Linked DNA regions of Homo sapiens: region 2 is linked to region 1. The links are chromatin loops, found by intact Hi-C in ENCODE. Cell type or tissue: heart left ventricle. All regions are shown on one strand. Region 1 has its middle 15 kb from the start of TMC7. Region 2 overlaps SMG1 (SMG1 nonsense mediated mRNA decay associated PI3K related kinase).

What was found. Peaks named below come from ENCODE experiments on the same cell type or tissue, not always from the same donor. Only the 100,000 strongest peaks of a DNase experiment are listed, where the experiment ranks them.
Region 2: a loop joins it to region 1, with 7 times the contacts of the local background. A loop is called at or near these places in 13 of 110 quality-filtered maps.

Annotation. Positions count from the first base shown.
Region 1 is chr16:18,965,254-18,973,253 of GRCh38, forward strand. No RefSeq gene overlaps it. Among named protein-coding and RNA genes, the nearest start is that of TMC7, 15 kb to the right of the region's middle. RefSeq lists an enhancer at 7,036-7,536. In heart left ventricle, a CTCF peak has its summit at 4,223 (motif pointing left); a DNase peak (open chromatin) is centred at 4,188; H3K4me3 peaks cover 499 bases.
Region 2 is chr16:18,892,728-18,900,727 of GRCh38, forward strand. SMG1 (SMG1 nonsense mediated mRNA decay associated PI3K related kinase) reads right to left here. Exons shown (of 63, transcript NM_015092.5): 2 at 4,066-4,229; 3 at 3,325-3,480. Among named protein-coding and RNA genes, the nearest start is that of SMG1-DT, 29 kb to the right of the region's middle. In heart left ventricle, no CTCF peak of the experiment used is centred here; no DNase peak of the experiment used is centred here; H3K4me3 peaks cover 473 bases; H3K27ac peaks cover 2,414 bases.

The DNA.
Region 1 (8,000 bases):
GCCTGTCATTTCAGCTACTCAGGAGGATGAGGCAGAAGGGTCTCTTGAACCTGGGAAACTGAGGCTGCAGTGAGCCAAGATTGCGCCACTGGACTCCAGTCTGGACAACAACAGAGACCCTGTCTCAAAAAGCAAAACAAAACAAACACAAAGCAGGCCGGGTGCGGTGGCTCACGCCTGTAATCCCAGCTACTCAGGAGGCTGAGGCAAGAGAATCACTTGAACCCGGGAGATGGAGGTTGCAGTGAGCCGAGATTGCGCCATTGCACTCCAGCCTGGGGAAAAAGAGTGAAACTCCGTCTCAAAACAAACAGACAAACAAACAAACAAACAAACAAACAAACAGCAAAAACAAGGCAGATGAGAACTGTTATGTAAAAGCCAAGGGCTCTGGTCTGTGAGCATCCCGTTTCCTGTCTTTGCATCCTGCAGATTAAAAAGGCCCTTCTGCTTCTCGTAAATCCCAAAGTCACATCACTCAACACAGTTGTCAGGTTGCGACTGGTTGAAATGCGGACAGGATTTAAGACTTTGAAAATAGACAGAGATGGACACATCAGAAAGAACAGAAAGACCCGGGGACATCCTGCATCTCTGCAGATTGAAGGTATCTCATGTGTATAAATTAATACAAATATATGACTTGCTCACACAGCCAGGGCTGGGACTCAACCCCTGGGACTGCTGGGAAACTTCTTTTTATTTTTTCTTTTTTTTTTGAGATGGAGTCTCGCTCTGTCGTCCAGGCTGGAGTGCAGTGATGCGATCTCGGCTCACTGCAAGCTCCGCCTCCCGGGTTCATGCCATTCTCCTGCCTCAGCCTCCTGAGTAGCTGGGACTACAGGCACCCGCCACCACGCCTGGCTAATTTTTTGTATTTTTAGTAGAGACAGGGTTTCACTGTGTTAGCCAGGATAGTCTCGAACTCCTGACCTCGTGATCCGCCCAACTTGGCCTCCCAAAGTGCTGGGATTACAGACGTGAGCCACTGTGCCTGGCCACTTTTTCTTTTTTTTGAGACAGAGTCTCGCCCTGTCGCCCAGGCTGGAGTGTAGTGGTGCAATCTTGGCTCACTGCAACCTCCACCTCCCAGGTTCAAGCAATTCTCCTGCCTCAGCCTCCTGTGTAGCTGGGATTAGAGGCCACCACACCTGGCTAATTTTTGTATTTTTAGTAGAGACAGGGTTTCACCATGTTGGACAGGCTGGTCTCGAACTCCTGACCTTAAGTGATCGGCCCACCTTAGCCCCGCAAAGTGCTGGGATTACAGACGTAAGCTACCGTGCTCTGCCAATTTCTGGGAAACTTCTGCAGTACAATATTGCCACCTGGAATTTAGTCCCTTAGTATGTGTCTCCCTTAGTATGTGTCTGCCAGGGCAGTTTCCACACTAGAGCGAAACAATTTATTTGTCCGTCTCCCCATTCCCACCCCCACCCCCAACTCCCACTTTAGGATACAAACTCTAGGGGCCAGGCATGGTGGCTTATTCCTGTAATCCCAGCACCTTGGCAGAATCACTCGAGCCCAGGAGTTTGAGACCATCCTGGACAATACAGCGAGACCCCATCTCTATAAAACATTTAAAAATTGGCCAGACATGGTGACACGCACTTGTAGTCGCAGCTACTTGGGAGGCTGAGATGGGACGAGGCTGCACTGAGTCAAGATTGCATTACTGCACTCCAGCCTAGGTGACAGAGCCAGCCCCCATCTTAAAAAAATTAACCAGGTGTTACGGTGTGTACCTGCAATCCCAGCTACTCAGGAGCCTGAGGCCAGAGGATTGCTTGAGTCCAGCAGTTGGAGGCTGCATTGAGCTGTGATCATGCTACTGCACCCATAAGGGCAGGAATTTTTTCTTTTCTTTTTAACTGAGGTGAAATTCACATTACATAAACTGTACAATTCAGGACATTCACAATGTCAAACAGTCATCACCTCTATCTAGCTCCAAAATGTTTTCATCACCCCAAAGAAGACCTCATACCCATTAAGCAGCCATTCTCCATTCTCCCCTCCACCTCCACTGGCAACCACCAATCTATTCTCTGTCTGTGGATTTGCCTATTCTGGACATTTCATATAAATGAAATCACCCAATTTGCGACTTTTTGTGTCTACCTTCTTTCACTTAGCATTAAAGCTTTTGTGGTTCATCTACATTATAGCATGTAGCAGCACTTTATTTATTTATTTATTTATTTTTGAGATGAAGTTTTGCTCTTGTTGCCCAGGCTAGAGTGCAATGGTGCGATCTCGGCTCACCACAACCTCTGCCTCCCGGGTTCAAGCAATTCTCCTGCCTCAGCCACCCAAGTAGCTGGGATTACAGGTGCACACCACCACATCTGGCTAATTTTTGTATTTTTAGTAGAGATGGAGTTTCTCCATGCTGGTCAGGCTGATCTCCAACTCCCTACCTCAGGTGATCTGCCTGCCTTGGCCTCCCAAAGTGCTGAGATTACAGGCATGAGCCATCATGCCTGGCCTCTTTTTTATGGCTGAATAATGTTCCGTTGCACAAATAACCCACATTTTGTTCATTTACTTATTTATTTTTTGAGACAGAGTCTTGCTCTGTTGCTAGGCTGGAGTGCAATGGTGCAATCTCGGCTCACTGAAACCTCTGCCTCACCAGTTCAAGTGATTCTCTTGCCTCAGCCTCCCAAGTAGCTGGGATTACAGGTGTGAGCCACCACACCTGGCTAATTTTTGTATTTTTAAAATTTATTTTATCTTTTTTCTTTTGAGACGGAGTTTCACTCTTGTTGCCCAGGCTGGAGTGCAATGGTGTGATCTCAGCTCACCGCAATCTCCGCCTCCTGGGTTCAGGTGATTCTCCTGCCTCAGCCTCCCAAGTAGCTGGGATTACAGACATGCACCACTACGCCTGGCTAATTTTGTATTTTTAGTAGAGACAGGGTTTCTCCATGTTGGTCAGGTTGGTTTTGAACTCCCGACCTCAGGCGATCCGCCTGTCTCAGCCTCCCAAAGTGCTGGGATTACAAGCGTGAGCCACTGCGCCCGGCCTAATTTTTGTATTTTTATTAGAGATGTGGTTTCGCCATGTTGGCCAGGCTGGTCTCCAACTCCTGATCTCAAATGGTCCTCCTGCCTTGGCCTCCCAAATTGCTGGGATTACAGGCGTGAGCCACTGCACCAGGCTCATTTTTCCATTCTCTTTTTTTTTGAGACAGAGTCTTGTTGCTCTGTCACCCAGGCTGGAGTGCAGTGGCATGATCTCGGCTCACTGCAACCTCCGCCTCCCGGGTTCAAGCAATTCTCCTGCCTCAGCCTCCCAAATAGCTGGAATTACAGGTGCATGCCACCATGCCTGACTAATTTATGTATTTTTTTAAGTAAAGGCGGAGTTTCACCATATTGGCCAGGTTGGTCTCGAACTCCTGACCTTGCGATCCACCCACCTTGATTCCCAAAGTGTTGGGATTACAGGCGTGAGCTACCGTGCCCGGCCATTCATTCATTCTTTGATGAACATTTGGATTGATGCTACCTCTTGGTGATTGTGAATATGATAGGGATTCTTGTTCACTCCTTTTCCAGTGCCTAGAACTATGCTAACCTGAAGAATGAAAGGGGGGCCAGGTGTTATTCATTTCTGTCTTCCCCAGAACACAATGAGACCAAAGGATGAAGTGGGCAGAAAGTCAACAGTCAACAGTAAAACCCAATGTGAGGGATGAAGGGAGGAAGGACCTGAATGGGAGAAAAGCTATTTTCTATCTTTTGTACATGAAAAAGTGAATCGCAATGGCTACAGAGACATATTTATATACCCAGATCTGAAAATGTTATTTGTCATCAGACCACAAAGGCAAAATGATGCATTGATATGTTGAGAGATTCACGGCAAATCACAACTGGGCAGAAATGACAGGGCGAGCACCAGGGAGAGAGGCATTGAAATCCAATTGCTTCCCTGCAAACGACTTCATTAAATTGTCCAGATTACTAGGAGCCTACTGCAAAAAAATGCAAAGGGCAAGTGGAGTAATTTCTTTTTGACTGTTGATGCAATTTGGAAGAAATTAAATAGCAATTAAGTTTGTTTACTTAGGAGGAGATAGAGTGTGAACACCCCGCGGGGGCCCCCCCTGTCAGCCTTTGGAAAATAAAACGGCTTTTGGTTCGGGATGGTTCCCTGGGGACCGCCCTGTTCCTTAGCGAGTTTGGCTACTTCGGCGCGCCCTCTGGTGGCCACGTGTGGAAGGTCTGGCAATTGTGCTTTGTTCCCCATCAGAGAAGGGGGTGGCTTCAGCCACAACAGTGTGGATCTGCAAATTAATTCACATTTAAACTGCAAAGCCTGACTCAGCATGTGCTACTTAGGGGTGCAGGAAGAGCTATATAGATGAAGTGATTTTTTAAATTAAAATTATAACATTAATTATGATTATGATTATGATTTTATTTTATTTTTTTGAGAAAGCGTTTCACTCTGTTGCCTAGGCTGGAATGCAGTGGCATGATCTCGGCTCACTGCAACATCCGCCTCTGGAGTACAAGCGATTCTCCTGTCTCAGCCTCCTGAGTAGCTGGGATTACAAGAACCCGCCACCACACCAGCTAATTTTTGTATTTTTGGTAGAGACAGGGTTTCGCCATGTTTGCCAGGCTGGTCTCGAACTCCTGGCCTCAAGTGATTCATCTGCCTTGGCCTCCCAATGTGTTGGGATTAGAGGCATGAGCCACAGCACCCGGCTACTCCAAAATATCTTTAAGACCCCACAGGAAGAAATAGAAGATAACCATCTTCTATTCATAAGAGTAGAATAGCCTCTATTCATGTTCATAAGAAACCTGATCCCATGAGCCAGTTGCCTCCCACCAGGTCCCACCTCCAACAGTGGGGATTACATTTCAACATGAGATTTGGGCAGGGCGTCCAAACCCTGTCAAGCAGCTTTATTCATAATTGCCAAAACTTGATATCAACCAACATGTCCTTTAGTAGGTGAAGGAGGTTTTACTTCTCATACCACGCCTGACACCAAATGAGAGGTTTTTTTTCCCTTTTGACATCAAATATGTGGTGTCTGTTTTTTTGAAACAGGGTCTTGCTCTGTCAACCAGGCTGGAGTGCAGTGACATAAATGCGGCCCACTGAAGCCTTGACCTCCCAGACTCAAATGATCCTCCCACCTCAGCCTCCTAAGTAGGTGGGACTACAGGTGTGCGTCACCATGTTTGGCTATTTTTGTTGTTGTTGTTGTTGTTGAGACAGAGTCTCGCTCTATTTCCCAGGCTAGTGTGCAATGATGTGATCTTGGCTCACTGCAACCTCTGCCCCCCAGGTTCAAGTGATTCTCCTGCCTCAGCCTCCTGAGCACCTGGGACTACAGGCATGCGCCACCATGCCTGGCTAATTTTTGTATTTTTAGTAGAGACAGGGTTTTACCATGTTGGCCAGGCTGGTCTCGAACTCCTGACTTCAGGTGATCTGCCCACCTCAGCCTCCTGAAGTGCTGGGATTACAGGCGTAAGCCACCGCTCCCAGTTGCTATTTTTTTTTTTGAGATGTAATCTTGCTCTGTCACCATGCTGGAGTACAGTGGCGTGATCTCAGCTCACTGCAACCTCCGTCTCCCGGGTTCAAGTGATTCTCCTGCCACAGCCTCCTGAGTAACTGGGACTAAAGGCGTGCACCACCCACACCCAGCTAATTTTTGTATTTTTAGTAGAGAGGGGGTTTCACCGTGTTGGCCAGGATGGTCTTCATCTCTTGACCTTGTGATCTGCCCGCCTTGGCCTCCCGAAGTGCTGGGATTACAGGTGTGAGCCACCTTGCCCGGCCTCCGGCCCTAATTTTAAAAAAATTCTTAGTAGAGATGAGATCTGGCCATGTTGCCCAGGTTGGTCTTGAACTCCTGAGCTCAGCCAATCCATCCATCTCAGCATCTCAAAGGGCTGGGATTATGGGCGTGAGCCACCGCATGCTGCCATTATGTGATGTTTTTTCTAACACCACCCCTCCAATGCTGACAACAGCTTCCCAAAACAAGCTTTCTGAGTCAGATAAGGAAGTTTCTGAGAGATCCTCCTAATGCTTCAGAAAAGAGCATCAGAAACACAGGGTTTAATACAATCATTCTTCGTTTATGAACGTTTGTGTTACTTGTTGAAGGAAGAGCCATAGCAGACAATGTTGGTTGGATCACCTGATATTATTCAGAACCTCATTCTAGAGTCTAGAAAACCAGATCTTCACTTTTCCAGACTTTCTTGCATCTCTGGATGGCCATAATGCCAACTTCTGCTGGTTTTGTCCTTAAACCTTTTTTATTGTCTTGAACAGGGATATGATGTTTGGAGATGTGGCAGCCATCTTGTAACCATGAGGACAAAAACTCTATATGCTATGAATGTCATTAGGGCTCAGAAAACAATACCCCAAAAATATGGTGCTTTGTCCTTTTTACTGATCTAAAGAAGCAGCCTCGAGGTCCCTCTGTGACCTTCACTCACCTCCTTGTCTTTCTGATCCTCTTTCCTGAAGCAACAGGAGGGACTCTGTCCTTATCTAAGAACACTTATCTCCAAAGAAATGCAATTGTCTAAGACACCTTCCCTAGGAATCTCATCAAGTAACCAGAAGAGACTGGGAGTCGTCACCACATCCAGACTTTTCATCTGTTCTTCTGAGGGCAGCTCTAAGGGATTACCTGGAGGACTTTTACCTGCATAATAAGCCAATATTTGTTCCTGTGCAGTTCCACCCCTCACCTGGTACATCAAACCTGTCTGTCTCATCCAGCTTGCAAAGAGAATCACTTTCAAAATAATATCTGTCTCCAGGTCCATACATCTCTCCTATGAAGAGAGTTTTTTTTTTTTTTTTTTTTGAGACAGAGTCTTGCTTTGTCATCCAGGCTGGAGTGCAGTGGCACAAACTCGGCTCACTGCAACCTCTGCCTCCTGGGTTCAAGTGAATCTCCTGCCTCCGCCTCCCGAGTAGCTGAGATTACAGGCATGCGCCACCATGACTGGCTAATTTTTGTATTTTTAGTAAAGACGGGGTTTTGCCATGTTGGCCAGGCTGATCTTGAACTCCTGATCTGCCCGCCTCAGCCTCCCAAAGTGCTGGGATTGCGGGCATGAGCCACCGTGCCCGGCCATGAAGAGAATATTTAATTTTCAACCACCTGGTCTCTCTTCGAGTCTCATGCTTTGTGTATGGCTCATGTGTTCATAGGCACATGAATAAATTGTGGATCCTTTTTTCTTCATTGATCTGCTTTTGTCAATTTATTATGGAGCAAATGGGCTCGCTTCCTGATGTGCACAGAAGCCAATAACTACAGCACTGGCTTTTGAAAAAATGAAAAAGGTTTTATTGCAAAATCAGCCAGCAAGGAGACAGGAGTCAGGCTCAAATCTGTCTCCTCTATTTGGGGCCTGGGGCAAGTTTTAATGGACCAGAGGGCAAAGGAAAGGATTTGAAAATGTCGGCTTGGCAGAGTCTGATTGGAGGACTTCAAATTTGACCATTTACGAGGCCGGGCGCGGTGGCTCACGCCTGTAATCCCAGCACTTTGGGAGGCCGAGACGGGTGGATCACGAGGTCAGGAGATCGAGACCATCCTGGCTAACGTGGTGAAGCCCTGTCTCTACTAAAAATACAAAAAATTAGCCAGGCGTGGTGGCGGGCACCTGTAGTCCCAGCTACTCGGGAGGCTGAGGCAGGAGAATGGCATGAACCCGGGAGGCGGAGCTTTCAGTGAGCCGAGATTGCGCCTCTGCACTCCAGCCTGGGCGACAGAGCAAGACCCCGTTTCCAAAAAAAAAAAATTTGACCATTTACAATAAGGTATGTTGAGGCAGATCCTAGCCCTGGATCTTTCAGGCCAAGGGACCCCTCACTTCTGAAATAGTCCAGCATTCAGGTTTTGATCATGTCTTCATCTTCTTGGATCTGAGGGGAAGAATGTTTTTTTCTGGATGTTATCAGAGGTCAAAGCTTTTGAGATGGAGTCTGA
Region 2 (8,000 bases), 73 kb before region 1:
CTCTCAAAAATAAAATTACATCAAAAGTCACAGTCCACTGGTCAATAAAAGCTCAGGGAATATAGGTCCTATCACTCTTTTGTTCATCTCTATATTCCAGATCCCAGCAGAGTACCTGGCAAATAACAGACCCTCAAAAAAATATTTGCTGAAGGAAACAAGAAATGAATAACCCTAGGCCAACCGAACACCTCAATCCAGAGGACTGGCTGGGAGAGAAAAAAGAAAGGCCTTAGTAACAACTTTCTTTGGGTCCATTCCAAACTGTTTTCAACATGCAGGTAAAGAGCCCGGGTGTAGGTAAATTAAACAACTTCCAAGGGGTACGGATAAAGTCTCAATCAAGTAAAAACAGGATATAGGCTTCTACTTATCATCTAGGTATCCCACTGGAGGAAAGCCTCTTATTCACATTATCATCATTTCCCTGGGATGAAGTTTTCACACATTTAGTTCAACAAATGTCTAATTATCATCTACCACATGCAAGGCATGCCTCCACTAGAAAGGTAGCAAACCACAACTTTTCTCCCCTTATTTTTTAATCACAAGAACAAGCAAACAATAGTGAATACTATGAGTATAATAAAGATGCCTTTAAAAACTAGATTTTTGCTGGGCGAGGTGGCTCTTGCCTGTAATTACCCAGCACTTTGGAAGGCCAAGGCAGGCAGATCACTTGAGCCCAGGAGTTCGAGACCAGCCTGGGCAACATGGTAAAACCCCATCTCTACGAAAAATACAAAAATTAGCTGGGCATAGTGGCACATGCCTGTAATCCCAGCTACTCAGGAGGCTGAGGTGGGAGGATCGCTTTAGCCTGGGAAGCGAAGGTTGCAGTGAAATCACACTAGTGCATTCCAGCCTGGGTGACAGAGCGAGACTGTCTCAAAAAACAAAACAAAAAAAAACCTCAATTTTTGCAAAACATTTTCAACTGTGCTATTTACCATAATTAGCCAATACATACGTAAACAACAAATCACAAAGGGTCTGACAGTTTCATTTCTAAGGTATGAGAAAACATTGGTAAAAAAAGAAACCAGAAGGCTGGGCATGGTGGCTCACACCTGTAATCCCAGCACTTTGGGAGGCCGAGGAAGGCAGATCACGAGGTCAGGAGTTTAAGACCTGCCTGGCCAACGTGGTGGAACTTCGTCTCTACTGAAGATACAAAAAATTAGCCGGGCGTGGTGGCGCGCTCCTGTAATCCCAGCTACTCGGGAGGCTGAGGCAGGAGAATCATTTTAATCTGGGAGGTGGAGGCTGCAGTGAGCTGAGATTGCGCCACTGCACTCCAGCCTGGGTGACAGGGAGATACTCCATCTCATAAATAAATAAATAAATAAATAAATAAATAAATAAATACAAGGGGAACAACACACACTGGATCCTTTTGGAGGGTAGGGGGTGGGAGAAGGGAGAGGATCAAGAGAAACAACCAATGGGTACCAGGCTTAATACCTGGGTGATAAAATAATCTATACTACAAACCCTCATGACACAAGTTTACCAATGTAACAAATCTGCACTGGTATCCTGAACTTAAAAGTTAAAAAAAAAGAAACTACAATGTCTGAGAGAAGAATAGGGTTTTTACAAATCCCTAGCCCATAGAGTATTTCAATAAGGACAGATACCAAAAATGTCATCAAGTTACCAGCTGGGAAATTAGGCTCTACTTACAATTCTGTCACTAGCAAACTACATGACCCTGAGCCTTTGAAGAAGAGGAATTGTTTACTGAACTACTTTAGAGTCGCTGTTTAGCTTCTATAATATCATAAGTCTCAGGCTTCAAATACTCTATTTTAACAAACAGCATAGCCTTTGAATTCATTCCACTTGTGAAAACATAAAAAGAAATCAGTTTTTTAAAAGTTATATACCAACAATAAAAGCTACAGGCACAAAGATTTTCACCAAGATACACAAAGCACACACACAGTATTAAAAAAAAAAAAAAAAAAGTCAAAAACTAAATGTCCAAAAAGTAATTACATCTGACAAAGCCCCATAACTCAGCTTTACCGATAAATTTCTCTTTAAGGAAAAAAATTATCATTACCTCCAATCCTCTGAACTTTCTTTTTTGTTGTTGTTTTTTTGAGACAGAGTCTCGCTCTGTCGCCCAGGCTGGGGTGCAGTGGCGCGATCTAAGCTCACTGCAAGCTCCACCTCCCGGGTTCACGCCAGTCTCCTGCCTCAGCCTCCCGTGTAGCTGGGGCTACAGGCGCCCACCACCGCACCCGGCTAATTTTTTGTATTTTCAGTAGAGACAGGGTTTCACCGTGTTAGCCAGGATGGTCTCGATCTCCTGACCTCGTGATCCGCCCGTCTCAGCCTCCCAAAGTGCTGGGATTACAGGCAGGAGCCACTGCACCTGGCCAATCCTCTGAACTTCCAAGGCACTCACCTATACAGTGAGGCTACATCATAAGGCAGAAATGCTATCAGTGTATTTAACTTTAGAAAAGTGCCCACTCTAGGCAGGGCCCGGTGGCTCACGCCTGTAATGAGCACGCGTGATCACTTGAGGTCAGGAGTTCGAGACCAGCCTGGCCAACATGGTGAAACCCTGTCTCCACTAAAAATGCAAAAATCAGCTGGGTGTGGTGGCATGCACCTGTAACCCCAGCTACTTGGGAGGCTGAGGCACGAGAATCACTTGAACCTGGGAGGCGGAGGTTGCAGTGAGCAGAGATTGCAGCACTGTGCTCCAGCCTGGGTGACAGAGCAAGACTGTCTCAAAAAAATATATTGAAAACAACAACAAAAAAAAAAACCAGAAAAGTACCCACTCTAGGGGGCAGGGGGAAGGAGAGCATCAGCAAGAATAGCTTAATGGATGGTGGGTTTAATACCTAGATGATGGGATGATCTGTGCAGCCAACTACCATGGCACACGTTTACCTACATAACAAACCTGTACATCCTGCACACGTACCCTGAACTTAAAAGAGAAAAAAAAAAAAGACAGAAAAGTACCCCCTCTCTATATATATCTATATCCTCCACAGGCCCAAGAGTTCAAGGACTTGCTGTAGTAAGAGCCTACTATGCACTATACATTCAATATCCACGATAATTGGGTAAACCTTTTCTGTAAGATCTTATCCAGTCTTCTAATCTTGTTTTAAGAGGCTTCTCTTTTAAAATGTACTATAACCTTTCTAGTGGGAAATGAATGTAAACAATTTTTACCTGCACAGTAGGCTAATCAACTTATGCCTGTGCAAGGCGTTAGTAAGAGGCATCCAGAATAAGAGGAGATACAAGTCTTTGGAAGGTGTATGTGATTGGTCCCCGTTTTCCCAGCCTTACCCTGTGATTTCCTCATGTCTTTGGTGGCTAAAGCACGACTGCCATGCTGAACACTGGTGAACTCAGGGCTGGTCACATTGTTAACCCTCAGCTCTTGCCCCAACGACTTCCGACCATAAGTATTTTCCCCAGATCCTCCATTGACACTGTAGCCACCTACAAACAGCAATGTGTACGTTATTTAAATATGATTGTTCGTTTCATTCAGTCAATTTCCTGATAGCTCAGGATCTTATTACTCAATCTGCAGCTCAACCAGCCTTTGCTTCTCCTACCTTTTTCCTGTACTGTCTGCCTTGAAAATCATTTTGATTTCTTTTAATACACCTTTGAAGTTAAATTAATTTTATTTTGATCCCTTCATTGGAAAATAAGCAAAGAAATGAAAACTAAATTAAATCAAATTTTGTACCTTGTTTTAAAACTTTCTTGAAGTTTAGAGATAGTAGCCAAGAGGAACTTCAACCTTAGCTAAATATTTTTGAAAATAAAAACAAAAATAGTATTGTATCTTCCTTGTAAGAAAACTGCATTTATGAATTATGTATGGAAAAAATTTTAAATTTTAAAAATAATAAAGTGGATAAATGTCCTATGAGGTTTTCAGAAATAACACTGCATTTGTTATTCATATTTTAAATATATTAGAAGAAAGCAAGAAAGTTGGGGGTATAAGAAGGCAGGAAGGTGAGACAGGTAGGTTCAAAAAACATGCTTGTAGCAATAAGAAAATATATATACCCTTTTCGTCATTCTGTATGTCAGCGTGGACTCTGGTATCATCGTGCCTTTGCCGAGACACCACAGCTGAATTTGAAGGTTGCAGTCCATAAGAGGAAGAACCACCTCTATCTCTGGATGAAGAATATTTTAAATTATCTGGGTCGGCTGATGCACTATCAGTTCTATAAAAAGAGAAAAGTTTAAGATTAGAACTTTAAATAACATAAATAAATATTTCTTTATACAAGCCTCTCTTCTCCCAAATTTTACATTTAACCATTACTATTTAGTGTAATATGTACTATATATTATATGTAAGCACTCAGCTGTCTAATAAGAAGTCTTTCACTGGGAAGAGATTCTCAATGGATGAAATGCCAACTTTTCAGTCTCTTCTATTGTTCTAAAGACCCATTCAGAAATATGAACAACTACTGGGATTAGGGTGACTTTGCTGGTTTTACCATTGAAAGTCTCCTGTCCCAGGCAAAACAGAACAATTGGTTACTCTGGTCCAGTGTTCTCCTCACATGACTTGATAATAAGAATAATTCTTTCTAAATTCTCCCCCATGGAGAGGGTTAATCAGTCAAAAAATTTCAGCCTTTCCTGTCATAAAAATAAAAAACACTGGCAGCATGTCAGGGACGGGCAATGTCTTACCAAGTTATTTTCTAAGTACTGATTAGGTACTGTAGTATTGAAGACCCCATTGCAGATGCCTTAATTGTAAAGAGTAGCAATCAGAATTTTAAAAATTAAAAAAGAAGACATTTTAAGAAAATAAAAGGTATCAGAAATGCAATAAAGTGATATCAGAAAGTTGTAGTTCATAATCTATTTAAAATTCAGGTACTGTTTAGAATAATACCTGATGCTTATTAGTAAACAAGTAGGGTACAGCCAAGGGTAAAAGTGTGTCCTCATCTAAGTATCTGCTCTACGCTTCAACTACCTCATAAGTAAAACAGAGCTGAGTTACAAGACTTCTCATGAGTGTTACTCTTTCAGCCATCAATCATAAACTATCAAGAAAGAAGACAACAAAATAATCTATTATAGCATACGAAAAATCCAAGTAAGTTCTTCCCCTACTGATTTTCTCCTGAGAGGAACAACTTTGAGAAAAAAAAAAAAAAGAAAATCACTTCTATGATATTTACTAAAAATGCTTTCTCAACCTTTTAGAACCTGAATCTTTTAGAAAAGTTTAGGACACTGGCAAGGCCAGACACTAAGCTATTCCTCTATGCTTTGCCCCTCCCTCTATGGTGTAAAAGTGACAGCAGTGTTTGTATACTGTATATATTTCGTTTAGAGTTTATTAGTCTTTCCTTGCTTCCAAAAATACTAAACATAAAACTTAGCATGAGCTCAATCAGTTGGACACCTTGATCTGCACTTACTGCAATCACTGTTAATACAGAATGCAGACAACAGGTCCAATTAAACTTGGATATCTAACTGGTACAAGTCATTACTTATAAAGGATCTCAATCTGAAACTTCATGAAATTCAAAACCTAGCATACTAAAATGACTAAGGCTCCATAAGGAGTATCTTCTAATATTCAGAGTTCATTTATTCATAAAGCTAAGTACTTAGAACATAAGGGAAAATAAAATCTATGGAATTTCAAGAAAAATGTATGAGAATATTTTCTGAGTATACTAAGTCTATAAGCATTAAAATATTAACTCAATGGACCATAACTTTTTTAAACTAATGAAAAGACATTCCTTATGTACCTAAAAATAGCACATTTAACATGCATCTATATAAATCATAGCATACGATTACTTTCTGAAAGGAGATTGAAACATAAGAGAGCTTATAATCTTTTCTGACAGAGTTTGAACTTTATATGTATGCCACAGTAAGCTCTTATTAGATGAGCGAATAAAATAAGCACTTGACTAATTCGGAAACACAAAGATAAATGGAGTCTGCCAATATTTAAACATATCTTCACTTCCTGTTTTCATCATGTTTACTTATCTCCTATACTACCTTTACTATTAAGAGTTAAATATTTGTATCACTTTCTGGTGACACAGTAGTACCATAAGGCAGCAGAGAATACAAGTTAAAAAAAGATCTGGGCTCAAATCCCAGCTCCAGCACTGAAAAGTATGTGTGCCTTTGCACAAATTACTTGATCTCCAAGCCTTGGTTGTCTCTTGCATAAAATGAGGATGATACCTACCTAACATGCAAGGTTGTTGTGAGGCTTAAATAAGATAATGAATTATAAAGAAACGCTTAGTTTGCAGGGTATGTTAAAAGTTATTATGACCATAATACAAAATAAACTCAGTTTCCAGTCTAAAAGACAATGTACAAACAGTTCATGAGTATATGAATATAATCAAGACAAGTTTTTACAGTCAATATAGAGCAACTTAAATACTTCACTGAAGAAACCGGGTAATCTGTTGCTACCAACAATGTGTTTCCAACTACGAAGCATCTGATTTCAAACTAAACTGTAAAACCAGGAGCCGCTTCCCCGTTGGTTAGAAATAAGGTTTCTAAATCCCCTAAGTTATGAACACTGAGATTTTTTTCCCAAAAAAAATTTGTGTTTTCAGAAATATAACAAAAAAAAACTAACTGGAATAGAGCCACTGTCTCAGAAATACCTAAAAACTCCCTAGTTGCCAAATTATTTTAATACAAATTGATCAAAGCATCCCCAACCAGAACTCAGGTTGTAAGCATTCTGAACCTAAAAGCACAAAATGCTTTAGCATTTATATGAAATTTCTATTTTTATACAATCTTGACTACTTAGGTTTCAAAAAATGTCAATGTCAGGCTGTTAGCACCAACAAGATCATCCCAGTCCAATAAATAGAAAACTGTTAAAGAACGGAAATGAGCACTTAAAATGAGGCAATCAAAGCCACAAAATAGAAACTGCAGATTTGAACTCCAAGAAGCAGGCATGAATGTTAGGCTAGTTAGTTAGAAGAGCTGAAAGGGATATCATCTGCCAGAATTAGTGTCTCAATTTAGTGAAAAAAGAAAATCTATCTGTTAAGTCTAAGAATCCTAGCAATGATCCAAAAATACCTCTACAGCCCCTTTAATATTCTAAAAATATCATGGAGAGAAAAAAAAAGAAATGCATAAATTTCCCCACAACGATCAAACTGAAGTTAAAGCCTGATGTACATGCCACATGAGAGGTAAGTTTCTAAAGCTCATACCTCAAAAATCGCATACTGTATAATATGGAGCCTTTGTGATGTTTTGCATCAAGTCAATCTGTAAGACAGTAGTTACAATATTAGTGAAGACAGTGGGTTAAAACATTTGTTGTTCAAACATGGAGCAAATATCATTCATGAGTTAGGTGCCTTTAGTTGAACTATGGTCCCATTAGGGTTCATACATTAAAGCAAAAATTGAGGTGGAAAGCCACTCTGTGCCTTACAGGATAAAGAGGCTTAATGTGGCAACCAAAAAAATTTTAGTACATAAGAGAATTTAAATGTTAACTGTAACATACAAATCACATGCAAATATAGTTACCACTTATTTTAGCTACCTATTCTCAATATACAGAAAAATGCCACAAATCTAGGAGGCCATTCGTTTCAAATGACCAGAATCCTTAGACCTCACACCAACAATCCACCATGTGCTGGGGATGGTATCGCCTGACTAAATGTAGCCTTGCAGTCCATTCTTGTAAGTATTAGAGAGAAAAAGAGAGAGAGTGTCATCTCTGGAAAGTGTGAAGTCAGGGAATTCCCTACTAGGAAGTATTTCCATAAAGCACCCCAAAATGACTTGATGCAAACACCATACCTAGTGGTGTCACTGGAGTAAGCATCATATTACTTCAAATTGCTTTTACCTAGGTTTATTAAGGGATTTTGCTCTCATGGTGAGATCTAATTTATAATGGATATAAACCAGGAAATGAGATTTGCACTAAAGCCAAT